Regions from separate parts of the Homo sapiens genome. Here region 1 is linked to region 2. A link is an interaction called in ENCODE POLR2A ChIA-PET data of the cell type or tissue named here. Cell type or tissue: GM12878. All regions are shown on one strand. Each heading gives the region's core, and the rest is flanking DNA. Links, peaks and the distances in the headings are about the cores only. Region 1 holds the start of CIROZ (ciliated left-right organizer protein containing ZP-N domains). Region 2 overlaps KIF1B (kinesin family member 1B).

What was found. Peaks named below come from ENCODE experiments on the same cell type or tissue, not always from the same donor. Only the 100,000 strongest peaks of a DNase experiment are listed, where the experiment ranks them.
Region 1: POLR2A ChIA-PET joins it to region 2 with 8 read pairs; 1 of 35 experiments calls an interaction of 5 or more read pairs at or near these places.

Annotation. Positions count from the first base shown.
Region 1 is chr1:10,977,942-10,993,786 of GRCh38, forward strand. CIROZ (ciliated left-right organizer protein containing ZP-N domains) reads right to left here and starts at 4,135. Exons shown (of 13, transcript NM_001170754.2): 1 at 4,071-4,135. The coding sequence starts at 4,096. It also overlaps the pseudogene CFL1P6. In GM12878, for the core only: no CTCF peak of the experiment used is centred there; DNase peaks (open chromatin) are centred at 8,060 and 8,800; H3K4me3 peaks cover 697 bases; H3K27ac peaks cover 3,156 bases.
Region 2 is chr1:10,276,819-10,292,663 of GRCh38, forward strand. It overlaps KIF1B (kinesin family member 1B), which reads left to right. Exons shown (of 49, transcript NM_001365951.3): 13 at 1,168-1,310; 14 at 2,279-2,320; 15 at 5,504-5,715; 16 at 14,264-14,343; 17 at 15,229-15,304. Among named protein-coding and RNA genes, the nearest start is that of KIF1B, 74 kb to the left of the region's middle. RefSeq lists a silencer at 2,339-2,539 and an enhancer at 6,495-6,544. In GM12878, for the core only: no CTCF peak of the experiment used is centred there; a DNase peak (open chromatin) is centred at 6,833; H3K27ac peaks cover 1,338 bases.

The DNA of each region.
Region 1 (15,845 bases), core at 6,510-10,509, 700 kb after region 2:
ACAGATCACCTGAGGTCAGGAGTTTAAGACCAAACTGGTCAACATGGCAAAACCTCGTCTGTACTAAAAATACAAAAATTAGCCAGGCGTGATGGCACACGCATGTAATCCCAGCTACTCAGGAGGCTGAGGCAGGAGAATCGCTTGAACCCGAGAGGCGGAAGTCGCAGTGAGCTGAGAGCGTGACATTGTACCACTCCAGCCTGGGTGACAAGAACAAAACTCCACAGTAAAAAAAAAAAAAAAAAGTTAGCCACCACGCCCGGCTAATTTATTAGTATTTTTTTTGTAGAGATGGGGTTTCACCATGTTGCCCAGGCTGGTCTCAAACTCCTAAGCTCAAGCGACCCACTCACCTCAGTCTCCCAAAGTGCTGGGATTACAGGCGTGAGCCACTGCACCGAGCCCCCAAATTTCTTTATGTCAGGTAAAACATCACTGAGAGGTGACAGTTGAACCAAGATGGTATGTATGTCACGGAGTCCCGCTGGGCATGGTGGCTTATGCCTATAATCCCAACACTTTGGGAGACTGAGGCAGGAGGATCACTTGAGCCCAGGAGTTTGAGACCAGCCTGGGCAAAATAGCAAGACTCGATGTCTACAAAAAGATTTTAAAATTAACCTGGTGTGGTGGCATGCGCTTGTGGTCCCAGCTACTCAGGAGGCTGAGGTGGGAGGATTGCTTGAGCCTGGGAGGTCTAGGTTGCAATGAGCAATGATTGTCCCACTGCACTCCAGCCTGGGTAACAAAGCGAGACCCTGTCTCAAAAAAAAAGAAAGAGTCCCATGCAAAGACCTGGGGAAGGGCATTCCTCAGCAGAGGAAATAGTCAGTGCACAGCAAACAGTCGGAAATGAGTTTGGTGTGTTTGTGTTTAAGGACTCAAAAGAAGGTCAGTGGAACTAGAGCCAGTGACAGAGGGGCCGCTGGTGGGCAAAAAGGAGAGGGGCAGGCAGGAGCCATGGCCAGGGGTGCAGGCTGGGGTTTTACCATAAAAAATTGTGGGAAGCCCTGGAGAACTCTAAGCAGGGAAGGAAGAGGATCTCACTTTTTTTTTCTTTTTTGAGACTGAGTATCTCACTCTGTCACCCAGGCTGGAGTGCAGTGGCACAGTCTCGGCTCACTGCAATCTCTGCTTCTCAGATTTAAGTGATTCTCGTGCCTCAGCCTCCTGAGTAGCTAGGATTACAGGCGTGTGCCACCACGCCTGGCTAATTTTTGTATTTTTAGTAGAGTCGGGGGTTTCACCATGTTGGCCATGGCTGGTCTTGAGCTCCTGGCTTCAAGTTATTCGCCCACCTCAGCCTCTCAAAATGCTGGGATTACAGGTGTGGGCCACCGCACCCAGGGCAAGGATCTCACATTTTAAAAGACTCTTCGGGCAGCTGAGACTCCAACTATTTAAAATGACTGCAGGCAAGAACCTAAACTTCCCACAAAGAAGCTTTCCTTAGAGGAGTTCAGGAAATAATCCTGAAGCCAGAAGCTGGAAAGAAAGAATGACAGGGAGAGATTGGCAGAATGTGGAGCATTGAGAAAGCTCCTGCCTCCTGGCGGGAGTGAGGTTGGTTCAACCACTCTTGGGAACTGGTAGAATCTACTAAGACTGAACATTCCTCCACCCTTCGACCCAGCGCTTCCTCTCCAACTGCAAGGCAAGCACAAGGGCATCAGAGGACACGTGCAAGACTGTTGACAGCAGTGCTATTATTTCCTGTAACCTGGAAACCACCCCAGCGCCCAGCAGTGGTAGAATGGACCCATTGTGGTCTACTCCTACAATGGAATACTGAACTGCAATGAAAAGAAAGAAACTACTATTGGACGGGTGCAGTGGCTCACGCCTGTAATCCCAGCACTTTGGGAAGCGGAGGCGGGCGGATCACTTGAGGTCAGGGGTTTGAGAGCAGCCTAGCCAACATGGTGAAACCCTATCTCTACTAAAAATACGAAATTAGCCAGGTGCGGTGGCGCATGCCTGTAATCCCAGCTACTCAGGAGGCTGAGGCAGGAAAATCGCTTGAACCTGGGAGGTGGAGGTTGTGGTGAGCCGAGATCTCACCATTGCGCTCCAGCCTGGGCAACAAGAGCAAAACTCCGTCTCAAAAAAAAGAAAGAAAGAAAGTTAACAGTTTAAAAAGCAATGTGAAAAGGCAGGAATGGGTGCTGCATTTCCTTCTAGGGCTGCCCTCGTTGAGCCATTCGATTCCTGGGTGGGCAGAGGGCCAGGGCCTCAGGCCCAGCCCAGGGAGGCCAAATGCCAGGGCCCACAGTCTCCCCAGAGTGGGTTGGCAAAGAATGACAGGACTGGTTCCCCAGCCTGGAATCTAAGCTGAGCCTGCAGCCTTTGAGCTGGGAGGAGCTTGCGGCTGCCTGGCTGCCCCGCTGCCCCGCTTCATTCGCTGAATTCAGAAGCGCCTGTGGCGAGCCTCTCCCATGGACGGCCGGGTACCCGCCCTGGGCTCTGCTGCCTGGACACTGAGCCCAATGCGGAATTCCTCTCCCAGCAGCGGGGAGGCGCTATTATTAGTTGATTAATTTGCAAAACAAAAACCTGGCTGGGGCAATTGGTCTTGAAGGAAGGTTCTCCCAGAGCGAGTAAATCTGAGACAGGACCAGAAGAATAATCTTGGGGAAAAGGAAAGTGGCTGACTCTGGTGCTGAGTCCCGGCCTTGCCAGGGACCCCGACTCTGCTGTTACACAGGGAATGCTGTCTGGAATCGGCCCGGTGGCAGGTGGGGGGTAGACAGCTCTCCCCTCCGTCTGATGCCTGCTCCTGTTCTCCTCCTTGAGCATCAATCGGGAGAAAGATGTGGGTTTGGGTTTTTCCCCCTCACTTCTCAGACCCAGAACTGCCCCATCCCAGTCTGGGGGGAGACATGATGCTCCATCCCCCAAAGCTGAGCCCCCTCATGGGGCATCCAGGAGAAGGCAATGGGTCCCCAGGACAGGGCCCGGACCTCCCCCTTGCTCGCCCAGCCCCACAAAGCCCCACTCAGCTTCTCCACTGCCTTCATTGTCTACAGACTTCAACCTCACAAAACGCCCAACAAAAGCCCTGCAGTCCACGGCCCAAAGGCCACAAGCCAGCTATTGTGACATTCCAGCTGGCCTGGGAGGCTTCACTTCCCACTCTCAGGAGCTTTTTAAAGTATCTCTTAAAAATGCATCTCAGATGGGGAAAAGAGGTAGCAATTCTGTTGCCAAGGAAAATGAGATTTTGGCCAAGTGCAGTGAGTCATGCCCGTAATCCCAATACTTTGGGAGGCCGAGACAGGAGGATGGCTTGAACCCAGGAGTTTAAGACCAGCCTGGGCAACACAGTAAGACCCTGTCTCTACAAAAAAATTAAAAAATTACCAAAGTGTGGTGGCACATGCCTATGGTCCCAGCTACTCAGGAGGCTAAAGTGGGATGATCACTTGAGCCCAGGAGTTAAGAGATGACAGTGAACTATGATCTTGCCACTGCACTCCAGCCTGGGCAACAGAGCAAGACTCTATCTCAGGAAGAAGGAGAGACAGAGAGGGAGAGAGAGAGAGAAAGAGAAAAGAAAGGAAAGGGAAGGAAGGAAGGAGAAAGGAAGGAAGGCAGGGAGGGAAGGAAGGAAGGGAGGGAAGGAAGGAAAATGAAATTTTCTCCTAATCCTTACAATCGAATAGCTAGCGACCACAACTCCTATCATTTGAAAACTCCTTGAAATCAAGCATCTCTTGGTCAACTTGACCCCTAATTTGTTTTGTTTTAAGGACCCTCTAGGACAAGGAAGACGTGTTCTGTTTTCTCCCAATCTTCTGGAAATCCTTCCCAAGATGGGAGGACTGGAATTCCAGAACAAGGGATGACAGGAGCATGAGAAAGGTGGGAGAGACTGTGGCCGGACCTCACCTGAGAAAGTCAGCCCTTCCCAAGGCATCCATGCATCTGGGCCCCTCACCCATTTGGCCCCCTTCCCTCTTAGATGCAAGGCTTCTGATTCTGATGGAAGATATTTGGCTTCTTCAAGGAGTGTGGGCACACTAAGCATGCCACTGGCTTCTCCCAATTCCTGAATAAGGGACACTTACCAGGCAAGTGCTGGGGACCCCCACATCCTCAGGCCCAGCAGCTCTCTCCTGCCCTGGGAGAATTTAATCTGAAGCAGTTCCAAGCAACTAAACGAAAGGTTGGCTCCTCCCCTTCCCCTCCAGTGCAGGTCTCGGGTCACTCAGGTGCCAGAAAACACAGGTGGGTGTCAACACTCTCAGCTTCTCCCCATCCCTCTGCATGGGTGAGATGAATTGCTTCAGCCGTGGGAGCTCAAAATAAGATTGCGGATCAGAAGGCTGAAGATGAATTGATCCACTGAGGCTGGAGTGCAGGCCCTCATTCTCCGCTCCCGGGAGAAGCCTGTCTCTGTGCCCAAGGAAGGAAAGAAGCTAAGAAACTGAGCTTCACCGGAGGAACAGTCACGCTGTCTTGATGGGGCTTCCCAGAACCCTGCTCCAGGCCCCTCCTGGCAGAGTTCAAAAGGAGCTGAGGGGCCAGGCATGGTGGCTCATGCCTGTAACCCCAGCATTTTGGGATGCAGAGATGGGCAGATTGTTTGAGGTCAGGAGTTCGAAACAAGCCAGGGGAACATGGCAAGACCCTGTCTCTACAAAAAATTTAAAAACTAGCTGGGCATGGTGGCACACACCTGTGGTCCTAGCTACTCAGGAGGCTGAGGTGAGAGGATTGCTTGAGCCCAGGAGGTTGAGGCTGCAGTGAGCCCTGATTGTGCTACTGCACTCCAGCCTGGGCAACAGAACAAGACCCTGTCTAAAAAAAAAAAAAAAAGGGGCCGGGCACAGTCACTCATGCCCATAATCCCAGTGATTTGGGAGGGCGAGGCAGGCTGATCACCTGATGTCAGGACTTCGAGACCAGCCTGGCCAACATGGTGAAACCTTATCTCTACTAAAAATACAAAACTAGCCAGGTGTGGGGGTGCACGCCTGTAATCCCAGCTACTTGGGAAGTTAAGGCAGGAGAATTGCTTGAACCCGGGAGATGGAGGTTGCAGTGAGCCAAGATCGTACCATTGTACTGCAGCCTGGGTGACAAGAGCAAAACTCCGTCTAAAAAAAAAAAAAAAAAAAAAAAAAAAAAAAAAAAAAAAAAAAAAGACCAGGCGCAGTGACTCACGCCTGTAATCCTAGCACTTTGGGAGGCTGAGGTGGGTGGATCATCAGGTCAGGAGTTTGAGACCAGCCTGGCCAACATGGTGAAACCCTGTCTCTACCAAAAATACAAAAAATAGCCGGGCTTGGTGGTGGGCACCTGTAATCCCAGCTACTCTGGAGGCTGAGGCAGGAGAATCGCTTGAACCTGGAAGGCAGAGATTGCAGACAGCTGAGATCGTGCCATTGCACTCCAGCCTGGGCGATACAATAAGACTCCGTCTCAAAAAAAAAAAAAAAAAGGAAGAGGAGATTAGGGCACGGACACATACGGAGGAATGACGGTGTGAGGACACAGGGAGAAGATGGCCAGCTGTGAGCCAGAGAGGCAGCTCCGGAGAAACCAGCCCTGCCTGCACCTTGATCTCAGACTCCTAGCCTCTAGAACTGTGAAGAAATCAATTGGTGTGTAAATCCCAAGTCTGTGGTACTCTGTCGTGGCAGCCCTTGCAAACAAATATCCCTGCAAAATGAGGATTTAGGACTAGATGGTTCCTAATACCCTTTGCAAGTGAAAAAAAAAAAAAGTCTTGATTTTAACTATTCCATTTTATCTGTGTTTATCCCTTCCTCCCCCCGCCCCAAATACTTGCCATTATTGAAAGTCGAGGAAGCCAGGCACAGTGGCTCACTCCAGCCTGGGCAACAGAGCAAGATTGTATCTCAGGAAGAGAGACAGAGAGGGAGAGAGAGAAAGAGAGCCTGTAATCCCAACATTTTAGGAGGCTGAGGTTGGCAGATCACCTGAGGTCAGGAGTTCGAGACCAGCCTGGCCAATATGGCGAAACCCCATCTCTACTAAAATTACAAAAATTAGCCGGGCATGATGGCACACGCCTGTAATCCCAGCTACTCAGGAGGCTGAGGCAGGAGAATCGCTTGAACCCAGGAGGCGGAGGTTGCAAGTGATCCAAGATGGCGCCACTGCATTCTAGCCTGGGTGATGAGCGAAACTCCATCTCAAAAAAAAAAAAAAAAACCAGAAACTAATTATCTCCCAGGTTTAGAGGCCAGAAGTCCAAAATCCAGGTGTCAGCAGGGCCACGATCTCTCTAAAGATCCCAGGGGAGGGTCGTTCCCTGCCTCTTCCTAGCTTCTAGTGGCTGGTGGCAGTCCTGGGTGTCCTGGGCTTGTAGCTGCATCACTCCCATCTCTGCCTCCGTCACCAGCATATGGTATTCTTCCTGGGTGTCTCTGTCCACATTTTTCTTTTTCTTTTTTTTTTTTTTGAGAGAGAGTCTCACTCTGTCACCGGGCTGGAGTACAGGGGCACTAAGTGCTGGGATTACAGGCCTGAGCCACCACGCCCGGCCCCAATTTTCCTCTTCTTATAAAGACTCTAATTACTGGATTAAGGGCCAGCCTAATCCAGTATGACCTCACTTAACTTGATTGCATCAGCAAAGACCCTATTTCTAAATAAGGTCACATTCCCACATATCTGGGATTTGGCTTTTTTTTTTTTCTTTGAGACAGGGTCCTACTCTGTCACCCAGGCATGAGTGCAATGGTGCAATCACGGTTCACTGCAGCCTCGACCTCCTGGGTTCAAGCAATCCTCCTGTTTCAGCCTCCTGAGTAACTGAGAATACAGGCACACACCACCATGCTTGGATGATTTTTAAATTTTTTCTAGAGACAAAAGAGACCAGAGGGAACAGCCACGGTGGCTCACGCCTGTAATCCCAGCACATTGGGAGGCTGAGGTGGGCAGATCACTTGAGGTCAGGAGTTTGAGGCCAGCCTGGCCAACATGGTGAAACCCCATCTCTACTAAAAATACAAAAATTAGCCAGGCATCATGGCGCATATCACTCATTCTAGCTACTCGGGAGGTTGAGGCACGAGAATCACTTGAACCCAGGAGGCAGAGGTTGCAGTGAGCTGAGATCACACCACTGCACTCCAGCCCGGGCGACAGAGCAAGACCCTATCTCAAAAAACAAACAAACAAGAGACAGAGACCAGAGGTCTCTGAGATGGGGTCCGTACGAAAGATACCACTACGTTGTCCAGGCTGGTCTCAAACTTCTAGGCTCAAGTGATTCTCCTGCCTCAGGCTTCCAGAGTGCTGAGATTACAGGTGTGAGCCACTGCACCCAGCCTGTTTCTCTTTTTCTTTTCTTTTTTTGAGACGGAGTTTCACTCTGTCACCCAGGCTGGAGTGCAGTGGCACGATCTCTGCTCACTGCAACCTCCACCTCCCAGGTTCAAGCAATTCTCTGCCTCATCCTCCCGAGTAGCTGGGATTACAGGCACCTGCCACCACGCCTGGCTAATTTTTTGTATTTTTAGTAGAGGCGGGGTTTCACCATCTTGGCCAGGCTGAACTTAAATTCCTGACCTCGAGATCCACCCGCCTCAGCCTCCCAAAGTGCTGGGATTACAAGCGTGAGCCACCACACCCAGCCCTGTTTCTCTTTTTAACTCATCTTTTTGTTGACCAACTTTTCCTTTAATCCCAAATTGCTCGGGATTTATCATGAGCCGCCTAAGAAGACATGGAGTTGGAAGTGGAGACCCAGAGTGGTGCATGGAAGCTGGTTGTCACCAGGATCTGTTCACGCTCAGGTGAAAGGCCCTCATCACACCAAACAGAAGCAGGCAGGATCAGAACACACAGCTGGTGAAACCCTCACGGGCCCTGGAGGAGGCCCAGATGCCCTGGCCCACTTCATAAGGCCTCAAACAGAAACGCCAAAGCCAGGGCAAACATCACTGGTACACAGCTCACTCAGAGAACCTGCAAGGACCACCCTGGAGCTGTTGTTTAAATCTTAAAAAGAGAAGAAGAAACAGGAATTGAAAAACAGGTTTTCTTTCCTAATCTGATACCCTAAACCCCATTCCTCCTACACACACACGCACACACCTATAAACATAGCCACAGACATCTCTACACACACACCCTGAAACCCACCTACACACACAACCCTATACAAAACTCTTAGCATATGCCCCACACACTCCTAGAAATGCGCGCGCACACACACACACGCAGTAGGGGCTCCCGTCTTAGATATTTTTAGAGAAAGCAATTTCATTGGGGTCTTTCCAGTGGAGCTCAAATTTCATTTCTCCATTTGGGAAAATCACATTTTCAAAATAGCTTTCTTTTTTTTTTTTTTTTGAGACAGTCTCGCTCTGTCACCCAGGCTGGAGTGCAGTGATGCAATCTCAGCTCACTGCAACCTCTGCCTCCCGGGTTTAAGTGATTCTCCTGCCTCAGCCTCCTGAGTAGCTGGGACCACAGGCGTGCGTCATCAAGCCTGGCTCATTTTTTTGTGTGTGTTTTTAGTAGAGTCGGTGTTTCACCGTGTTAGCCAGGATGGTCTTGATCTCCTGACCTCGTGATCCACCCGTCTCAGCCTCCCAAAGTGCTGGGATTACAGGCGTGAGCCACCGCGCCCGGTCAAGAGTAGCTTTTATGCAATAGTTGGAAGCCGTGAGAATTGGCCAAGTCAGCCCCAGCACGGTTTTCCCCATGGTTTTCTTATTAACACCTTCCTTCTCTTGCAAATACCCACTGAGCTGGTTTTTCAAAAGCAGAAACCACTGACCCACTCACTGGTCTCCTTTGATACTTAGAGGTTAACGATTACTAAAAATATACATATTGATTCCAACTGCCAAGCTTCCCAGGCCTTTTCAGGATGTCCATCTTGCTGAGATCTGGCACCATTACTTACCACTTTTATGAGGAGGAAACCAACATTTAACCAAACTATTACCAGGCTTGCTGAAGTTCCTCCTGATCAGTCAGTTACAAACACACAAAATAACTAGATACTTGGTTGCCTGAGAGGCAGAAGGTGAATGGGCAATGCAGCCTGTTGGTGAAACACGGTCTTTTTTGCTCTATTAGAATCATGAGACCGGGCGCGGTGGCTCACGCCTGTAATCCCAGCACTTTGGGAGGCCACAGCAGGTGGATCACCTGAGGTCGGGAGTTTGAGACCAGCCTGGCCAACATGGAGAAACCCCACCTCTACTAAAAACACAAAAATTAGCCAGACATGGTGGCGGGCGCCTGTAATTCCAGCTACTTGGGAGGCTGAGGTGCAAGAATCGCTTGAACCAGGGAGGCGGAGGTTGCATTGAGCCGAGATTGTGCCACTGCACTCCAGCCTGGGCGACAGAGCAAGAGACCCTGTCTGAAAAAAAAGAAAGAAAGAAAGAGAGAAAGAAAGAGAGAAAGAGAGAAAGAGAAAGAGAAAGAAAGAAAGAAAGAAAGGAAAGAAAGAAAGAGAAAGAAAGAAAAGAAAGAAAGAAAGAAAGGAAGGAAGGAAGGAAGGAAGGAAGGAAGGAAGGAAGGAAGAAAGAAAGAAAGAAAGAAAGAAAGAAAGAAAGAAAGAAAGAAAGAAAGAAAGAAAGAAAGAAAGAAAGAAGCAGCATGATTCAGGCCGGGCACGATGGCTCACACCTGTAATCGCAGCAGGATTTGTTGAGCCTAGTAGTTCAAGAGCAGCCTGGGCGATAAAGTGAGACCTCTGTCCCTACAAAAAAAAAAAAAAAACTAACCAAGCATGGTAGTACTTGCCTATGGTCCCAGCTATTGGAGAGGCTGATGTGGCTGAGGCAGGAGGATCACTTGATCCCAGGAGGTTGAGGCTGCAGTGAGCCATGATCATACCACTGCACTCCAGCCTGGGCAGCAGAGCAAGATCCTGTCTCAAAAAAGCAATAAACAATAAATAAACGGGCAGGGTGGCTGTAGTCCCAGCTACTTGGGAAGCTGAGGCAGGAGGATCACTTGAGCCTGTGAGGTTAAGTCTACAGTGAGCCATGATCAAACCACTGTAATCCAGCCTGAGCAACAGAGTGAGACCCGTCAAAAAAAAGAAAAGTAAAGAGAGAAAGAGAGAAAGAGACAGAGAGGGAGAGAGAGAGAGAAAGAGAGAGAGAGAGAGAGGAAGGAAGGAAGGAAGGAAGGAAGGAAGGAAGGAAGGAAAGAAGGGAGGAAGGAAAGATTTAAACCATTCTAGAAGGGAAGTTCCCCTCTCCTGAACAGAATGCAAATCTTTGCCCATCCTTGCCCTGGAAGGAGAGCAGCCAACTTTTCTGCTGCTAAGAACTGCCATTAATGGGCTGGCCTCCTCTGAGTCAGCAGGGTGCTGAGTGCTTGACTTGAGCATCTCATGCAGAAGTTCTTACCTGGGGTCCACCCTCAAAGATACACGCACAGAATTCATGGGGTGCTTGAACTTGGATGAGGGGGTGGAAATTACATCTTTATTTTCAATAACTTCTACTTGAAATTTAGCGTTTCCATTATGAACATAGTCAACAAGCCATCACATTGTTATGACTTTATGACTCTGTCCCCAACAGAAATTCCAGATATTTTCCTATCACACGAGAATTGTTACAGAGATCTCCAGATATCTCCAGATATTTCTCAGTACTTTTGAATTAAGGCACTGACCCAACCTGCTGCCATTTGATGTCAAAGAAAAAAGTGCTTACAGCCAGGCGTGGTGGCTCACACCTGTAATCCCAGCATTTTAGGAGGCCGAGGCAGGTGGATCACCTGAGGTCAGGAGTTCCAGACCACCCTGGCCAACATGGTGAAACCCCGTCTCTATTAAAAACACAAAAATTAGCTGGGCATGGTAGCACACGCCTGTAATCCCAGCTACTCGGGAGGCTGAGGCAGGAGAATCGCTCGAACCCAGGAGGCGGAGGTTGCAGTGAGCATTGTGAAGGGAATGAAGATACCTCACATCCCAAAACGGAAACCCAGGGGATGGACCAGTGTTTGCAGAGGAAGTTCCAGCCCTCTCTCTACTCCCATTCCTTGGGCAGCTCCCACCATGTCTGGGTCTTCCCTCTGCCTCTGTTGAAGCCCCTAAATGTGGACCCCAGGGCAACTGTGAGACCCAAGGGGACCCCTGAACACTAGAGGGTGGCAGTAGGACTCCTTTGTGCCCCCCAACAATGTACGTGAGCCTGCAGATCTGGAACAGTGGGGAACGTGCGCCTCAGTATGCACCCCCGCCTCCATCTATGAACATGCAACTAGCTCACTCTCACCAGACAGCTGCAAGAGAGCAGGGATTCCTAAACCCTGGATGGAGTCAGAGTGACAGTCACATACTTCACTCCCGAGAGAAACTTCTGGGCCTTGTAAATCCTGTAGTCTAGCAAAATGTCCCCCTGTACTGAGATCACTCATAGGTCATGGGAGATCCTCTGGAAAACACGGAAGCTCTCTGACATCACCATGTAATGATTCTTTTTCTCTTTCTCATGAGTGCTGATGGGTAAATAATGGTAGCTAATATTGACTGAGAACTTTTGATGTGCCAAGCACATAAAAAAAAAAAAACTTATTTATGGCCAGGTGCAGTGGCTTACACCTGTAATCCCAGCATTTTGGGAGGCCGAGGTGGGTGGATCATCTGAGGTTAGGAGTTCGAGACCAGCCTGGCCAACATGGTGAAACCCCGTCTCTACTAAAAATCCAAAAAAAATTAGCCAGGTGTGGTGGCAGGTGCCTGTAGTCCCAGCTACTTGGGAGGGTGAGGCAGGAGAATCACTTGAACCCAGCAGGTGGAGGTTGCAGCAAGCCAAGATCATGCCACTGTATTCCAGCCTGGGCAACAAGAGTGAAACTCTGTCTCAAAAATAGATAGATAAATAAATAAATAAAATTATTTTTGTATTTTTATTATTATCTCTTTAATTTTTTATCAAAAGTCCCTGTATTAGTCCGCTTTCAGGCTGCTAATAAAGATATACCCAAGACCGTGCAACTTACAAAAGAAAGAGGTTTAATGGACTTACAGTTCCACATGGCTGGGGAGGCCTCACAATCACAGTGGAAGGTGAAAGGCATGTCTCATATGGTGGCAGACAAGAGAAGAGAGCTTGTCTGCAGGGAAACTGCAGGGAAACTCGCCTTTTTAAAACCATCAGATCTCGTGAGACTTACTATCACGAGAACAGCATGGGAAGACCTGCCCCCACGATTCAATTACCTCCCACCAGGTCCCTCCCACAACACATGGGAATTCAAGATGAGATTTGGGTGGGGACACAGCCAAACCATATCAGTCCCTTACTGGTCCTACTTCCATGAGTGGCCATGACCAGGGGAAAAGGGAGAGGGACCAGCCAGCAAGGGGAGGGACCATCTCACAACATTCCATTTATACACAGACCAGTATCAAGTTACTATTGTGGTTAGGAGTTGGGAGCACGGGTAGTAGCGGTGTTGTTAAAAAAAAAATACAGCCCCTCCCCCAAACTGGGGTACCTGGGGACAATTTAGTCTGCTTCAACCCAAGAGGAAACAGATCAAAATTGGTTTGGGGCTGGATGCAGTGGCTCATGTCTATAATCCCAGCACATTGGGAGGTTGAAGTGGGAGGATCACTTCAGCTCAGGAGTTGGACCAGCCCGGGCAACAGAGAAAAACCCTGTCTCTACAAAAAGTATAAAAATTAGCCAGGTGTGGTGACACGCACCTGTAGTCTCAGCTACTTCAGAGGCAGAGGTGGGAGGATTGCTTGAGGCAGGGAGGTCAAGGCTGCAGTGAGCTGTGATTGCACCACTGCACTCCAGCCGGGGCAACAGAGTTAGACTCTGTCTCAAAATTTAAAATAAAAAAAAAAGTGGTTTGGGAAGGCCAGAAACATCAGGAATGGAGGGAGGAAGAAAATCCAGGTGCTGGGAAGGCCCTGGGGCGGCAGGCTCTTTGGAAGGCATTGCCTTCCCCATGCTGGGATCCCCCCAGCACTTCAGGTTTGGCAGGAAGGGGGCAGCCTGCAACCCCCAAGGGCAGGTCTGGGGCTGCCAGATGTTCCAGGCATGGGGCTGTAGGGGACTCACAAGGCGTGCCCTCCAGGGAGATGACAGCGCCGCTCCCAGCTTCTCGCCCGGTCTGCCATGGTCCTTGACCTCTTGTAGCAGTTTGCTTGTTCATGCTTGATCCCTGTCAGCTTCTTTTTGTTTTTTTTTGTTTTTTTTTTTTTTTTGAGATGGAGTCTCATTCTGTTGCCCAGGCTGGAGTGCAGTGGTGTGATCTCTGCTGCTCACTGCAACCTCTGCCTCCTGGGTTCAAGCGATTCTCCTGCCTCAGCCTCCCGAGTAGCTAGGATTACAGCACGTGTCATCACACCCAGCTAGTTTTTGTATTTCTAGTACAGATGGGGTTTCACCATGTTGGCCAGGCTGGTCTTGAACTCCTGACCTCAAGTGATCCACCTGCCTTGGCCTCTCAAAGTGCTGGGATTACAGGCATGAGCCACCAGGTCCGGCCCCTGTCAGCTTCTTGATGGCATCCTTAGAGCTGGCATAGATCATTTTGCCCTTAAGGGGTACAGACTCAGGGGCCCAGAAGATAAATACCAGGTCCTCCTTGCTCTCCTTGGACCCATAGGTTGCGTCACCTCAGAGGACACAGCAGCAGTCTTTGTCTGGCAGCATCTTGGCAAAGGTGGTGTAGGGGTTGTCAACGGTCCAGCCCATGTCATCCACCAGGGTCTCCTCGCCCTCCTCCAGGGCGATGTTCTTCTCACCCTCACTCAGGCAGAAGAGCAGCACCATTTTCTTGCGCTTCTTCACCTCCTCTGGCGTCGAAGATTTGCCCACTGTCATGTCAGTGAACACCTTGATGACACCATCAGAGATAGCCACACCAGAGGCCATGTTTTCAGAAATGAAAAGGAGATAGCAGCCAGGTGCTGTGGCTCACGTCTGTAATCCCAGGTTTGGGAGGCCAAGGCAGGAGGATTGCTTGAGCCCAGAAGTTTGAGACCAGCCCAGGCAATATGGCAAGACCTGGTCTCTACAAAAAATTTAAAAAAAAAATTAGTCTGGCATGGTGGCATGTAACTGTAGGCCCAGCAACTTGGGAGGCTGAGAGGGGAGGATTGCTTGAGTCCAGGAGATCGAGGTTGCAGTGAGCCATGTTCACACCACTGCACTCCAGTCTGAGCAACAGAGTGAGCCTATGTCTTGAAAACAACAGCAAAGAAAGAAAAGGAAGGAAGGAAGGAAGGAAGGAAGGAAGGAAGGAAGGAAGGAAGGAAGGAAGGAAGGAAGGAAAGCAAAGCCAAGCCAAGCCAAGCCAGGCATAATGGCTCATGCCTGTAATCCCAGCACTTTAAGGGAGGCAGAGGTGGGTGGATCACTTGAGGTCAGGAGTTTGAGACCAGCCTGGACAACATGGCGAAACCCCATCTCTACTAAAAATACAAAAATTAGCCTGATGTGGTGGAACATGTTTGTAATCTCAGCTACTCAGGAGTCTGAGGCATAAGAATCAGTTGAACCTGGGAGGCTGAGGTTGCAGTGAGCCAAGATTGCACCACTGGACTCCAGCCTGTGCAACAGAGTGAGACTTCGTGGGGAGGGGAGGGGAGGGGAAGGAAAAGAAAAGGAGATGGCAAGGAGAGCCAGAGAAGAGGAGAGCTGCTGTGGCTGCTGCCAGGGTCTGACTGAACCAAGCACTTTAATTGTCCCCATAATCCTATGATATGAGGTCCATACTCTTACTACCCCCATTTTACAGAGGAGGAAATAGAGCCCTAGAGCTGTCAGTGATTTGGGAGAAGTCTCAAGTCTGGTGGGTGACTTGAACTTGGCCCCACGTGGTCTGGATGAGGCAAGTTACACCAAGACCTATGTGTCTCTTTTCTAGAACATGTGCCTCAAGTTGCAGCAGAGGGAGGCACGTATGGAAATGTCTGCAAACTTCTTTGTTAAAATGTTTTTTCACCTTGTTTAGAAAACATACTAGTTTGATTTAAAGAAGCAAATCAACAGTTAAGAGCTCAGATTCCAGAAATATTCAAACTCGGGAGATATCGGAGAAATGCAAACAAAGATGGCGTTATGAGAGAGCATTTTACACTCATCAGAAAGGCAAAAATTAGGAAGGTGGGAATGAGACAGGTGGAGGATTGGCCAAGCTGTGCAGACAGGCAGGAGAGCAAGGAGCTAAGAGCCCAGGTGCCATAGCCAGTCTGGGGTGGATCTCAAAGCCCATCCTGGCGCTTCTGAGCTGGTTTCCTTACCTGAAAAATGGAGACAATGTTATAAAATTATTGTGAGGATTCAAACAACCATTGACATCAAGTGCTGGGAATGGAGTCTATGCTGAATAAGGGATCTGAACCCAGCACCGGCCACTATAAGCTCCCAGAGGGAAAGGACTTTTCTCGGCTCCTTTGCTGTATCCTCAGTGCCTAGAATAACTGAGCACAGGGACAATCTTCAGGGGAACCAGCAAGTAAACTATGGTAGAGTCGTACTATACACTATCCCATACACTGCAGCAGTTAGAAGCAATCACCTGGCGCCAGGATTGGTGAACTTTTCCATTAAAAAATAGATAGCACTTTGAGAGGCCGAGGCAGGCAGATCACCTGAGGTCAGGAGTTTGAGACCAGCCTGGCCAACATGGTGAAACCCTGTCTCTACTAAAAATACAAAAATTAGGCCAGGCGCAGTGGCTCACACCTGTAATGCTAGCACTTTGGGAGGCTGAGGCGGGTGGATCACCTGAGGTCAGGAGTTCGAGACCAGCCTGGCCAACAAGGTGAAACCTCGTCTCTACTAAAAAATACAAAAATTAGCCGGGCGTGGTGGCGCACGCCTGTAATCCCAGCTACTCAGGAAGCTGAGGAAGGAGAA
Region 2 (15,845 bases), core at 4,811-8,810:
ACCTGTAATCCCAGCACTTTGGGTGGCCGAGGTGGGCGGATCACTTGAGGTCAGGAGTTTGAGACCAGCCTGGCCAACATGATGAAACCCCATCTCTACTAAAAATACAAAAATGAGTCGGGCGTGGTGCCATGCACCTGTAATCCTAGCTACTCAGGAGGCTGAGGCAGGAGAATTGCTTGAACCTGGGAGGCGGAGGTTGCAGTGAGCCGAGATGGCGCCACTGCACTCCAGCCTGGAGACAGAGCGAGACTCCATCTCAAAAAAAAAAAAAAATAAATTCTGAAGTCATAATAAGTAATAAAATTATAGGAATATGTAGCAATATTAAAAAATTACCAACATAGCCAGGTGCAGTGGTGTGCACCTGTAGTCCTAGCTACTTGGAAAGCTGAGGCAGGAGGATCACTTGAGCACAGGAGTTTGAGGCCAGCCCAGGCAACGTAGTGAGACTCTGTCTCTTAAAAAAAAAAAAAGAAAAAAACAATTACCAACAGAATGTTCATAAAAAGTTTTTTTTGTTTGTTAGTTTTTGTTTTTGAGTCTTGCTATGTGGCCCAAGCTGGAGTGCAGTGGCAAGATTGTAGCTCGCTGCAGCCTCAGACACCTGGGCTCGTGTGATTCTCCTACTTCAGCCTCTCAAGTAGCTAAAACTATAGGTGCATGCCACTAGGCCTGGCTAATTTTTAAAAATTTCTTGTAGAGATGGGGGGTCTTGTTAGGTTACTCAGGCTGGTTTCAAATTCCTGGCCTCAAGTGATCCTCCCCACTTGGCCTCCTAAAGTGTTGGGATTACAGGTGTGAGCTGCCTCCCGAGGCCTGTATTTTTTTATGTATGAGTAGGTTTCATTACTTTAGTCTGGAACTCTCTACCCTTCTTCCATGAAAGACACTTGATGTAATGGAATAAACACTATACAGTCTCATAAGTTGGGTTTAAGTCCTCTCGCTGTTATTTCCATTGTGATCTTGGGCAAATCACTTAAATTCATCTGAGCCTTTTTCTTCATCTTTAATAGGTACTATAAAGCTTTATACAAATGTATTATTATCAAGGCTCATAAAATGTAAACACTCAGGATATTTGATTTAGAGATAATAGTATGTTACTTATGAGAAGTAGAACATATGAGAAATGACAAGAACAAATTTTCTTTTTGGATCTAGATATGCAGATCGTGCAAAACAAATTAAATGCAATGCTGTTATCAATGAGGACCCCAATGCCAAACTGGTTCGTGAATTAAAGGAGGAGGTGACACGGCTGAAGGACCTTCTTCGTGCTCAGGGCCTGGGAGATATTATTGATAGTAAGTGAATTAAGGATCGTTACAAAATCTAATCCTTTCTTCTTCAGGGTTCTTATTCAGCGTTCTTATATTTAAAATAAACTTCAAGTTAAGGAGCATGATGAAGCTAAATGGTAGTGAAAATGTTTTGTTTTGTTTTGTTTTCTTTTTCCTTAAAAAACCCAATGGAAATGATCTCTAGATTCCTTTATGTAATGTGTACCAGACTATCCATTTGAACTCAGGAAATTAGTTTTAAATCGCAAATATGTCACTAGTATTTTTGTTAGAATTCTGTTTTAGATCAGCAATGAAGTTTATTTGGAACGTTAAACCTGTTATCACTGAGCAATTAATTACTTCATAGAAATGTTATTTGAAATTTTGAGTTTTGTTTCATGGGTTGCTCTGGATTAGTGTCGTGGCAGTAATATAAGAAACGCACCATTCAAGCCTACCTTCAGATAAGATTCACCTTTGAATGGCCCCCTCCTCCTGTAAAATGCTGGAGTGCCCCGTGCTGCCTATGAACATATGAAGGGGAAAAGTTCAATTCCTATGAAGTTCAAGAACTACACTTCCAGAGAGTATTGTTTTACAATGTTGTATTAAAATTTATCTTAAAAAATCTCCGTGATGTGCCTATCCAGTGGCTTATTCAGAAGTTCTCTTAAGTGAGTAAAATGGATTCATATAGGAATAGAATATGGTAGAATATGGGTTAGTTTAGTAAAGCATTTTTTTTTAGTGTAAAGTTAAACTTATATTCCTTGAAGTTCTAATAAGATTTTCAAGGCCTCTTCTAGTTTAATTCTTCTTATTGATTAGAGTCCGAGTTTAGATGAATACCGTTTGTAAAAATGATACCGTATTCTAAGTATTAACTTTTCCATCTCCCCAAATGCCAAAAACTGCTCTGTTCCCTCTCTGTGTCACTGCTGAACCTGAACTTTGACCCTTCTCGTATTTTCCCTCCTGCTTACCTTCAGTTGATCCATTGATCGATGATTACTCTGGAAGTGGAAGCAAATGTGTGTATTTCACATATTGGTTATTTCCAGTACTCTGACTTGCTAATCTGCCTCTGCTGGATCAGCCTTAAAATAAGCTTTGCATGCTGGCAATCCTTACAGGGAAATCCCAGACAGAGCATAGTATAGAATCAGAAATGATCCTATTTTTGCCCTTCTTCATTTAGCAAACTAATCTTTGCTGAATTTCAGTTTGTGGCTTGAGTGAAGTTGAAAGGCTTAAGAATCTCTTGCTGCTTCTACTCTTCAGTTTTTCCCATTGTGATTCAATTAAATCCAAAAATCATAGATGATAGCAACTGACACTTACTGATTTTGCATAATATGCCAGGCCCTATTCTAGGCACCTTGAATATATTGTCCCTTTTAATTCTGTTAATGGCTCTGAAAATATTTTATTATGTTCCTTTTACCAATAATCATTTTTAGTCAGCAAAACTATCTATGATTTAAGAGCTCTGTAGATGTTGGGCTAAGACTCATGAGTGCTTGTGCTAAGTTGCTTTTCTCCATAACTTGGGCCTCGGAATGATTAGATAAACGTTTTTTCCTTTTTTTTTTTTTTTTTTTTTTTTTTTAGACAGTCTCACTCTTGTCACCCAAGCTGGAGTGTAATGACATGATCGTGGCCCACTGTAACCTTGAACTCTTGGGCTCAAGTGATCTTTCCAGCTCAGCCTCCTGAGTATCTGAGACTACAGTTGTTCGCTGCCACACCTGGCTAATTTTTTAATTTTTTATTTGTAGAGGTGAGGGGTCTCGCTGTGTTTCCCAGGCTGGTCTGGAACCCCTGACCTCAAGCAGTCCTCCTGCCTCGGCCTTCCAAAGTGCTAGGATTATAGATGTCAGCCACCACACCCAACCATTCCTCTTTTCATAAGTCACAAATTAAAATAACTTAGGTGTCTAAAATGACTCAAACATTTTTAAAGAGTCACATGAACCTCATTATTCTCTCCACATATATCTTAAGTTGGTGAGGAAATTATTTCTTACCCTTTTAAGGTAATTCATCAAGAAATTGTTATCTTAGAAGAAAAATGTCTTGATTTTGGGGCTAATTTTTAGATTTGTACTGAGTTATTTCTTTTTTTTTCTTTTTTCTTTTCTTTTTTGAGATGGAGTCTTGCTTTGTCGCTAGGCTGGAGTTCAGTGGCGGAATCTCGGCTCACTGCAACTTCCGCTGCCTGGGTTCAAGCGATTTCTCCTGCCTCAGCCTCCCGAGTAGCTGGGACTATAGGTGCGCACCACCACGCCCAGCTTATTTTTATATTTTTAATAGAGATGGGGTTTCATCATGTTAGCCAGGATGGTCTCAATCTCTTGACCTCGTGATCCTCCTGCCTTGGCCTCCCAAAGTGCTGGCATTACAGGTGTGAGCCATCAAGCCCAGCCACCTGAGTTGCTTATTTCTACAGTAAGGCATGTAATGAGGCTTGGCAGACAGTGAGAAAATGCATAGGAGAAACCAAACATAGCCCTGGCTGTGGTTATGAGGTTAGGGCTTAAAGGCACTATAATGTCCTGATACAGAAGTGACTCTTGGACTGCAACAGCTCTGTCTGAGATTTCCAAAGCTCAACGATACTGGTGTGGAAAAGGTGCCTTCTTCTTTTTGCTTTTGTGCTCAAGGTGTTGCTGCTGCCAGCTTGTTGCCTACCTCTTTTCTTAGCAGCTGCGGCATTTCCTGAAAGACCATGCATGACTAAGTTTTAATTCTGTATTCCTGAGGGAAAGCAGCCCTGACTCCTTCTCAGTTTCCATTTTGATCTATTTCTCTTTATTCCTTTTAGGGCTTGCATGTGACCATTGGACCTAAACTCTGTCCATCCTGGTCTTTTCTCCCAATGGCTAATTTTTTGCTCTAATCCCTATCCCCCTTTTAAAAGATGCCTCTTTGCTTGTTGCCCTATGTTCTGTATTTGCAGATGGTGGTTTTCAAACTGTCTTGAAGCAACCACTGGCTTTAAGGGAGTTAAAAAACTGGCTTTAATTAAATAGTAGAGATGAGTAAGCCCAGGGAGAACTAATAGTATTTTTTTCCAGCTATGTGTATTGACTCATCTCCTTTGAGGAAAACTGACTTAGTTTTGATATGAATTTTAGTTTCTCAGGTTTAAAAATAAGCTAATTTTAAAGTTGGATTGCACCAATACTTAAGATTTACCTTTGGTATCTTTTTGCAAAGGATGACTAATGAAAGAAAGTAATGAAAGAAAGTACAAACAGCAAATTAATTAATTTTGTTGTTTGTGGCTTAATTTTTTTTTCTTTTACCAATACTGAGTGTAAAAGCAAAATTAACAGTTCTATTAAAGACTTAGTAAATGGAAGTATGTTCCTAAAACTTGCATTTTATACTAGGAAGCAGGCTTAGCAGTGACCCATGGTTGTACTGTTAGGCTAATTAAGGGCCTTAAATTAGCAAATAATCAGCCTTATTTTTTGCTTGCTCTGACAGAAGAATGGAACCTGCACTAAAACTCATTAATCTGCTAATTGTTCTTCCCTGTTGAGGCAATCAATTAGTCCTGAGTTTTTAACCAGGACTTATACAAAATTCCTCTCATTTCTATAATTACCCCTTTTTTATTTAAGACATATTAAAAATCCTTTTAGCATGTTGAAATGTTGCCATACAAAGCATACTACTCAGTGCACAAATTTTGTTTTAACTGTAACATTTTCTTGGAAATTTTTGCTGAATTACACGTAACACTGAGCCAGACCAATATGGATTATTATTGATAAATAAATGATCATTGTTTTCCCTTACTGTTACAAACTACTGGAAAAGTGTAAATCTGAAGACATTGTAGACTAGGAACACTAGAAAGACTAAATGGAAGGTAGTTTGGCTTTTTTAGGGAGAGTGCCTAAGCAGTATCCTTTGAGGCTCTGGTTTATCCCCCTGCGAGATACAGCGTTAACCTACATTGGAATCTTTTAGTTTGTAAATGCAGAAATGATTCTGAACCTGTAGGATACCACTATTAAAGACAGACATGTTTTAGAACTGCCATCTAGAACAGTTGTAACCTGTGTTTGTATTATAGCGTGTCTTGGTCTTGGCGCTTTAATGCTGTCCTTTCTTACAACGATATTCCTTCCTGTCTTTTTTTCTTCCTCTGCTTCTTTCCCTTTTCCCTACTTTTCCTGCCTTCTCTTCTTTCTATCTCCCAGATCTGAAAGATTTTCAGAACAATAAGCATAGATACTTGCTAGCCTCTGAGAATCAACGCCCTGGCCATTTTTCCACAGCATCCATGGGGTCCCTCACTTCATCCCCATCTTCCTGCTCACTCAGTAGTCAGGTGGGCTTGACGTCTGTGACCAGTATTCAAGAGAGGATCATGTCTACACCTGGAGGAGAGGAAGCTATTGAACGTTTAAAGGTAAGTAATAGTTCAGACTGAATACAAGGTATTCTATGTAGCTCCACAAGGAAGAACTAGGAGTAAAAATCACTAAGATTTCGACTCAGCATATGGAGAACTCTTTGACTCTTAGAAGTGTCCTGAAAATTGAATTTTGTGCTTTGTAAGTTAATTTCTTTTCATTAGAATGCCTGAGTCTGACATGGCCAGGCAGAGTTGGGAGAAGTGCATGGGCAGTTCATAGGCTGGCAAGGCAGAGTAACAGATTAATAGATGTGTACGTTAATTCTGGGATAGTACATCAAGTTACAGTGTAATTGTTTTGTTAGAAATTTATTTGGAAACGTGGTTTCATTGAAAGATGGAATTCTGTGTAGAGCCATGCTTCTGTTAATAAAGATGAAGTTTGGGCCGGGTGCAGTGGCTCACGCCTGTAATCCCAGCACTTTGGGAGGCCGAGGCGGGGTGGATCACGAGGTCAGGAGATCAAGACCATCCTGGCTAACACGGTGAGACCCTGTCTCTACTAAAAATACAAAAAATTAGCCGGGCGTGGTGGCGGGCACCTGTAGTCCCAGCTACTCCTGAGGCTGAGGCAGGAGAATGGCATGAACCCAGGAGGCGGAGCTTGCAGTGAGCCGAGATCGTGCCACTGCATTCCAGCCTGGGGGACACAGTGAGACTCCGTCTCAAAAAAAAAAAAAAAAAAAAAAAAAGATAAAGTTAGAACATTTGAGTAGCTGTTCCAGGTTTATTCAGATAGTTATTAAATTATATCTTCTAGAAGTTCACAGAAAGCCTTGATGCCCTATGATTACTGTACAGGAAGGTTATCTCCTCCTATGCTGGTACCCATGGGGTCACAGGGCCATAGTGCTGCATGTATGCAGATTACTGGCCTATGGCTCCCAGCTTTGCTGTTGGAGGTATTTCCCAGCCCCTTGCTGGCTCTGTCAGGTTCGATCTTATCTCTTTGTATGAATATGAAAGTTAAGAGCAGCAGAGCCTTCTGACTCATAGCTGCTTCTCTTCCTCCTCAATTAATTCAGTGCACAGACAGTTGTCACCTGCAGTGCTGAAAGCTGTTCAGGAATCCTGCCACCCATCAGATGACTGTGACAGCATCATCTGCTTTGAAGCAAATATTTTTTCTTTCCCTACTTGTCACCTCCAGGAAGATAGTTTGACCCATACCTTTTAGCCATTGTGTTCAAGAGTGCTAGGGTAGGGGACACAGGGAGGACAAAAAACACTTTTTAAGAGTCTGAGAAGTTGCAGTCATGCTGCCAGCCAGCAGTCTTCTTCACAGTCACTTGGTATTCCCCTTGACTGCCATTCATGCAAGGACGATAGAGAACAGTGACACATTGACACATTTAATAGGTAAAAGGCTTGCCGAAAAACTCTTTAACACTAAAGTGAATTAAGCTTGATAATTGAATATGTCAGATGCTTTCATTTTAATTTTCATGTGAGGCTGAAAAAGATTTTATATGAAGAAAGAGGTTCTGCTTTTTCTTTCTTAATCAGCCTACCTTTTCCCTTGACATTTTACTTACTTCAAAAGTACAGTGTGGGCCGGGCATGGTGGCTCACACCTGTAAACCCAGTACTTTGGGAGGCTGAGGCAGGAGGATCATTTTAGCTCAGGAGTTTAAGGCTGCAGTGAGCTGTGATTGTACTGCTGCACTCCAGCCTGAGTGACAGAGCAAGACTCTATCTCAAAAAAACATGCTTTAGAAACAAAAATAAGGCCGGGCACGGTAGCTCACACCTGTAATTCCAGCACTTTGGGAGGCCAAGGTGGGCGGATCATCTGAGGTCAGGAGTTCAAGACCCGCTTGGCCAACAGTGAAACCCCATCTCTACTAAAAATACAAAAAAATTAAGCCGGGCTTAGTGGCTCATGCCTGTAATCCCAGCACTTTGGGAGGCTGAGGCAGGCAGATCACTTAAGGTCAGGAGTTCAAGACCAGCCTGGCCAACATGGTGAAACCCCATCTCAACTAAAAATAAGAAAATTAGCCAAGCATGGTGGCACACGCCTGTAATCCCAGCTGCTTGGAGGGTGAGGCACAAGAATCACTTGAACTTGGGAGGCGGAGGTTGCACAGCCTGGAGATTGCGCCATTGCATTCCAGTCTGGGCGGCAGAGTGAGACTCTGTCTCAAAAAATAAATAAATAAAAATAGAAAAATTAGCCGGCCATGGTGACGTGCATCTATAGTCCCAGCCACTCGGGAAGCTGAGGCAGGAGAATCCCTTGAACCCAGGAGGCGGAGGTTACAGTGAGCTAAGATTGCGCCAATGCCCTCCAGCCTGGGCAACAGAGTGAGACTCCATCTCAAAAAAAAAACAAAAACAAAAATAATGTGCTTGTTTCTTCCTTCAGAACATGTAAGTGGAAAGTGAGTGAAGTTCTGCAACACCTAGCAAAGGGAGAAGGAGTGAGAAATCTTTCCATTAAATGTTGTAGGCTGCAGGGTAACTTTTACTGTTGGTAAAATTGACTTTGAAATTTTACTAAAGACCTTAGTGAAGAGGAGTGGTAAGACTCCATTCACACATTTTCTCACAATAGGCGTCAGTGACCATGTTGCTTTGCAGGGCTCTTTTCAGAGCCAGAGTGAGAAATAGGGAGCTCCTTGGGAATGAGAAGTAAAACTCCCACTTACTGAGTCCTTAATATAAAATGTTCTTTTTCTTTGGGGATCTTAAGTCTTAACTATTTGCTTATTAAAGCCTTAGCTCTTACACTTGAGATTACCCTTTCCTTTGACCTTCCTCTTGATGTAAAGGAGAAATTTCTCCCTAACTGCCAAGTGGGACCAATTGAAAATAATGTCACATGTTAGGAGTCAAGACATTAACCAGACTCTTCAAGATTCAGGTAACCCAGTGTCTTCCAAATAATTTCTAGGGAATAACACTGTCATTATTCAGGGAACTCTCCTTCCGACTTCCCTATGTCCCACTAAAGCAAGACAAAACTGTATTACTTCAATCAGAAAACAAATTTCTCTGTTTTAATTCTTCCTTACGCCAAAATAAAGAACTCTTCTGTTTTCCCTAGTTTTATTCTAGAAAGAAAACAGCTTCCTTAGTGTTTTGTGTTGTCTTGAGTTTTTAATGCAGTGTGGTAGTTCACTGAAGCATAAGCACCTTAGTTCTGCTCTTATTTTGTGAATGGTGAGAATTTCTTTCGGGCAGACCTGCATTTTAATGCTGCACGCAGATAACATCTTTCATCCGTAGCGCCAGGGCAATGGTTGTGCAGTAGAAATGCTTGAGAATATCTAGGAACTGGGTTCCTAAGGCATGGTGCTGCAGGAGAAAAATATTATAATGGAAAACAGCAATAGAGGAGGTTAGTTTATTTTCCTAACATTTTATTTCCCTTTGTTTCTTTTTGACTTTAAAAAAGGTCAGTTGATTGGATACTGTTTTTACACATGATGTTGCTGTGGCTTTGTTCACTGAATAGCCTTTTTCCATATGTTAGGTACTCATGTCACACCATTGTAAAGATGTTTTTTTTTTTTGAGACAGAGTCTTGCTCTGTTGCCCAGGCTGGAGTGCAGTGACGCGATCTCGGCTCACTGCAACCTCCGCCTCCCAGGTTCAAGCAACTCTCCTGCCTCAGCCTTCTGAGAAGCTGGGATTACAGGCATGTACCACCACATCTGGCTAATTTTTGTATTTTTAGTAGAGACGGGGTTTCGCCATGTTGGCCAGGCTGGTCTCAAACTTCTGACTACAGGTGATCTGCCTGCCTCGGCCTCCCAAAGTGCTGGGATTACAAGCATGAGCCACCATGCCAGGTCTTCCTGTCAAATAAGGTTTTAAACATGCAGCTGTAGCCACAGCTCTCGTGTTTATTAGTCTGGCATCACAGTCAGTACTGTGAGTGCCGTTGCTTAGGCTTAGCCTATAAATATCCACAAATATCCATTACAGAAGCAGGCAAGGGCAAATGCTGTGCTAAGCAGCCCAAGGGCCACATTTGGAACCCACTTAGGAAGCATGCTATGTTCAGTACAGTAAAACCTTGGTGATTCAATGGCTTCAACAAATGTTCTGTGTAGTAAGTGTTTTTCATGGAAATATTTCTGACTTGTCCTGGTGATTTCTGTGTTTCCTTAACTGAATCATCATCAAGAAGAGATTAAATTGTTTAGCTATATGAACATAATTTATTAACCAGTGCTATACAAATAACTAGAGATGCAGACAGATATGACGTGAGACCAAAGAGTGAATGACACCTGAGCCTGGCATTCCTCGGAGCTTAAAGAAGAGTTCCTGGTGTCCCTCTGTTTTTTGGAATTTTTTTTTTTTCAAAGAAAGGGAGGAGGATTAAAGATTTATCTCCTCAACCCCTCATTTCTGAACCATGAATCCACATTTCAAGTTCATCTTACATTAGGCCCCTAGAGTGGGGTATGGGAAGCCCTGGACACCAGCATGCCTGCCTGCCAGCAGAATGAGTTGATGCTCCTGAGACTGAATGCTGTTTTGCACTTGGCTTCCCTATTTATACTAAGTTTGCTACTCAGGCTTGAACAGAATATCCTTCACTTTTTCTTAACTTAGGGTGAACTGTTTCATAGAACATTTACTTGAAAGCCTATTGATCCTGTTTTATTTGAAGAAAGAACAGTGAGTCAGCAAATAGCTCTAGACCTGTCTCAGTGAGTAGTGTGGGCTCACTTAGCTTCTCTGGTCTGTTGGAACACAGTGGCACCATCTTGGCTCAGTGCAACCTCTGCCTTCCAGGTTCAAGCGAATCTCCTGCTTCAGCCTCCCAAGTAACTGGGACTACAGGTGCGTGCCACTGTGCCCGGCTAATTTTCGTATTTTTAGTAGAGATGGGGTTTCACCATGTGAGCCAGCTGATCTTGAACTCTTGTCTCTGGTCCAGTTTTCTTATCTCGTGAATGGTTCCAGAATAAACGATTTTGCAGGCTTTTTTCAGCCCTGAAGTTGTGCTAATGTGACTCACAGTTATTATTTTCTCTAAGTTTCCCCCAAAGTTTTTAAAAATAGCTTTCTAGACAACCTAAAAATTGCAGCTGAAAACTGTAATAAAAATAAAAGTTGTACCTTACTCATTAAATCTCTTTTCTGCAAAGAGATCATGTTCTGATTTACCCTTCAGTTGGTAAGTAAAATTAGATAAGTCATATTAGAGTTGGCTGCAAAATGGTAAGAGGATTCCTAGACAGTAATTTTGCTTTCTTAGAGTGAGTTCTACAGTTGCCCCAAAATAGGATGGCTTTAATATGACTAGATAATCCTCTGCTCTGAAATAACCTTTTTCTGAAGGTAATCAACTAGGAAGAAATATTTTTAAAATATCTCATATGTCAGTTTGTATTCCATAATCAACAGTGGTTTATTGTGGTTAGTACTATAATAAGTACTAGTCAAGATGCCTTGTTTAGGTCGGGTGCATCCTGTTGTCCTGTCTGTTGAAGGTTTTCACTTTGAGAAGATTGTATAGATTTCTACCCAGCTATCTTTAATAGACCTTAAAATTATGTAGGTTATATCATCAGCTTGTCTTGTATTTGCCTATTTAAAATCATATGCAGGGTGGGGCTGGGAGGAAAAGAAAAAAAAGGAAAAAAGCAGTCATATGCAAAAGCATTTTCTTTTTTTAAAGAGGGGCTCACTGTGTTGCTCAGGCTGGAGTGTAGTGGTGCAGTCATAGCTCACTTATGCAGAAGCGTTTAACACCACTCTTAGTGGTTGTTGAATAACTTTTGTGGTGCTTTATAGATAAACTATTGAAAACTTGGTTCTTGGCCTTCTCACTCCTTAGGGAATTGTGTGGATTTGTCTTGCTCGCTGGCCCTCTAGTATGACACTTTTGTTCTCCATTTGTGGGGCGGCATGTGCACTGCATGGTAATCATTTCTGCTGAGGACTGTGTAGAGATGCCATTCAGGTAGCTGTTTTAGCCTTTGAGCCTCTGTGTGTGTTCTGAAGCCTAATGAGAGCCATTTCAGGTGGTTTTTGTCACTTGCCACCCCCAACTGCAGACTTGTTCTAGCTTCTTCCACCTTGTAAGTATAACTCTTTTCTGAAAAAGTACCTCCTACATGGCTGCCTTACTGATGCCCAGGTTCCTTCTTTAATCTGTTTTGCTCTTTGCCTACCTTTGCTGGTTGTTGTTGTTCTTCATCTTTCTCTTTTTTTTAAATTTTATTTTAAATCATACCCTCCTATTTGTTCCACCAAACTCATATACTACTTTGCTTTTGCAGCTGCTGCTTTGAATCTTTACTCTTGCTTTTTTCACGTGTTCCCTTGCCTTGCCTTTGGTATGTTTTTTGTTTTGAGGTGACATCCAGTCATGTAATATTCTGGAAGTCCAAGAGATCCAGAAAGTCAAACACTAGACAACTTAAGGTTTATTACTCACAAGTCCTTTCTGTGTAGATATTTACGTTTTGGGGTCACAGGCTTCGTTAGTAACCTGTTATCATATGAATCATACATTGAAGTGTTTGATGAACTATAACACTTTTCCTTGTTAATCACTACTAGCATCATTACTATATTTCATTATCATCATCTGACTTTCTTACTTCATCTCCATGACCAGCATTTTCACCTGTTTTGGCATGTGCTCGTCCCCCTTTTTTGTACTCCTTTTCCTTCCATTCTTTGCCTAATTGCTACTTGTCCTTCATTTCTCTGTCTGGGCCTCACTCAGCCTTGATTCACCCATGTTACAGAGACCTGTGAATACTCCAGTTCTAGCTCTTAGTACACTGTTCTCTTATCTCCTACTGTATTCGTTCTCAGTCCTCAGACATGCTGCTCTAGCAACACATTATTCCTAGAAAACTCCAGGTACTTTCCCACTCTCAGCATACCCACATGGCAGCTTCTGCTCTTCTTTGATCTCTGCTCACATATCACTGAGTCTGTGAGGCCTGTCCTGACAACCTCACTTTAGATTGCTCCCTCACCTACCCTTCCCCATGTGTTCTTTCCTCTTGTTGCTTTATTTTTGTCTGGAGCACTTGCCACTATCTGACATACTGTGTACTTATTGATTAAAATGGATTATATCATGGCGGGGCACGGTGGCTCACACCTGTAATCCCAGCACTTTGGGAGGCTGAAGCGGGCCGATCACCTGAGGTCAGGAGTTCAAGACCAGCCTGACCAATATGGTGAAACCTCATATCTACTAAAAATACAAAAACTTGCCGGACATAGTGGTGTGCACCTGCAGTGCCAGCTACTCAGGAGGCTGGGACAGGAGAATCGCTTGAACCTGGGAGGTGGAAGTTGCAGTGAGCCGAGATCGCACCACTGTACGCTAGCCTGGATGACAGAATGAGACTCTGTCTCAAACAGACAAACAAACAAACAAACAAAATAAATAATAGGATTATATCAGTCTCCTTACTACAATGTAAATCTTATGAAGGCAGAGATTTTGTTCTCTGACATATCCATAGGTGCCTTGAAGAAGGCTTGATATGTAATGGGGTTGTATATAAGTATTGAATGAATAAATCATCACTTACTTCTCTCTCTCTCTCTCTGGTATACAGTAACCTCCTTGAGAGCAGGAAACATGTTTTCGTTCTTTTTAAATTAAATTAAATTTAATTTAATTAATTTATTTTTTTAATTTTACTTTACGTTCCAGGATGCATGTGCAGAATGTGTAGGCTTGTTACATAGGAATACATGTGCCATGGTGGTTTGCTGCCCCTATCAACCCGTTATCTGGGTTTTAAACCCTGTATGCATTAGGTTCTTATATTTATATAAGTGTAAACACTCAGCAAGTGATTGGTAAATTGTCACTTCAGTGTGTGTCTTCAGATGCGATTTAATAGTAAACCTTTCTATGTTGACTGCTGGGTTGTGTTCAGGAGGTTAGTGTGTTATGGCGAAATTGTAGTGAAACAAAAGCAGTAAATACGTTTGGGAACTTTATTCTTTTTTTTCTTTTTTTGAGATGGAGTTTTGCTCTGTTGCTCAGGCTGCAGTGCAGTGGCGCGATCTCGGCTCGCTGCAAGCTCTGCCTCCCGGGTTCATGCCATTCTCCTTCCTCAGCCTCCTGAGTAGCTGGGATTACAGGCGCCTGCCACCATGCCCACGTGGATCACGAGGTCAAGAGCTTGAGACCATCCTGGCCAACATGGTGAAACCCCGTCTCTACTAAAAATACAAAAATTAACTGGGCGTGGTGGCACGTGCCTGTAGTCCCAGCTGCTCGGGAGGCTGAGGCAGGAGAATCACTTGATCCCCAGAGGTGAGGTTGCAGTGATCTGAGATCGCGCCACTGCAGCCTGGTGACAAAGGAAGACTCCGTCTCAAAAAAAAAAAAGACTTGGAGGATTTATTTGTTTGGGGTTGATTTAGTTTTAGGTCTAATCTTTATGATTCTTATCTTATGTATTAATAAAAGAAAAATCTCTTTACATTTAATTCTGGCCTGTATCCTCAAAGGGCATGATTTGCTTCTTGCTTTTCTAGCATGGTATGTTAAATTATAAGACTCTTTGCCTCTTTAACTGTGCGCTTCCTTCCTTAGGAATCAGAGAAGATCATTGCTGAGTTGAATGAAACTTGGGAAGAGAAGCTTCGTAAAACAGAGGCCATCAGAATGGAGAGGTCAGGAGGTTAAAATCTGGAAATGTTTCTAAGTTTTCTAGGGGATGTGGATTACTTTATCGTAAGAAAAGATAAAATATAAATTAAAATCAAAGAGTCTGCCCTTCTAAAACACAAAACGAAACCAAAAAAATGGACAGGGATTTATGGCCAGTTGAATTTATGCTTTGAAATGACATCTACATATTTAAATATTATCTAGGGAGTCACAGGTTTATTAGTTACCATATTACATGTTGCTAGGGATTCATAAAAATGGAACATATTGGCCAGGCGCGGTGGCTCACGCCTGTAATGCCAGCACTTTGGGAGGCTGAGGTGGGCAGATCACGAGGTCGGGAGATCGAGACCATCCTGGCTAGCATGGTGAAACCCCATCTCTACTAAAAATACAAAACAAATTAGCCGGGCATGGTGGTGGGCACCTGTAGTCCCAGCTACTCGGGAGGCTGAGGCAGGAGAATGGCGTGAACCTGGGAGGCAGAGTTTGCAGTGAGCCGAGATGGTGCCACTGCACTGCAGCCTGGGTGACAGCAAGACTCTGTCTCAAAAAAAAAAAAAAGGAATAGCCTCTTCTTTTCTTTTTTATATTAATATGCATATCATTTATGAATTATTGACTATCCCAAAGTCAGTTGAGACAAAGTTCTTATCTCAGTGAATATAACTTTAACAAAGCAAGATTTCATTGATTTTGAATGTGATGTTGCTTTTAGAAATAACTTCTCATTAATGATGAGATAAGCACATTATTTTATGTTTGCATTATTGGCTATAAACATGGCCAGTTGTTTTTGCTTTGCAGGCTTTATTTTCCAATTCATATTAGACTGATTTAATTGACATTTTGGTATTAGTGTTCTGATATACCTGTTTTTTTCCTAGAGAGGCTTTGTTGGCTGAGATGGGAGTTGCCATTCGGGAAGATGGAGGAACCCTAGGGGTTTTCTCACCTAAAAAGGTAGGAAACAATGCTGTGAAACCTAATCAGACAGAGACACTTTTTGTTTGTCTTTGTTACTGGGGCACTTCATGTCTTTCAGGACCTACTCTCCCCCTTATTATCTTGATACTTGCCTTAATTTCAGATATTTCTGATTTCATCTTAGAGCATGGTCTTATAGTACAAAGGCAGCCTATTTCTAAAATGCCTATCTTGTTTACTGTTTACAAAAGAAAAAACCTAAGGCAATATGTAACCTTTGGCCATGATTCAGTTTGTTTAGTCATCTTTATTTGTTGCTTTCTCTTAAATTCCCAGCCTAACCTAGCGTACTTTCAGTTTTGGCTACTCTTTCATGTAGATTTTCCCACAGAAGTCGTCTACCCTGCTTTATAACTTTTTGGAACCAATTTCAGCTGTACAGGTTTGTGGAGAATAATACTGCTTCCATTTGCTTCTGCAATTTGTATTATAGACAGCCATTGTACTAAGTAAAGCAATTCCTGTCCCTATCCTTCTAGACTCCTCTGCTTCCTTCTTCATTTTTTAAAAAGTGTCT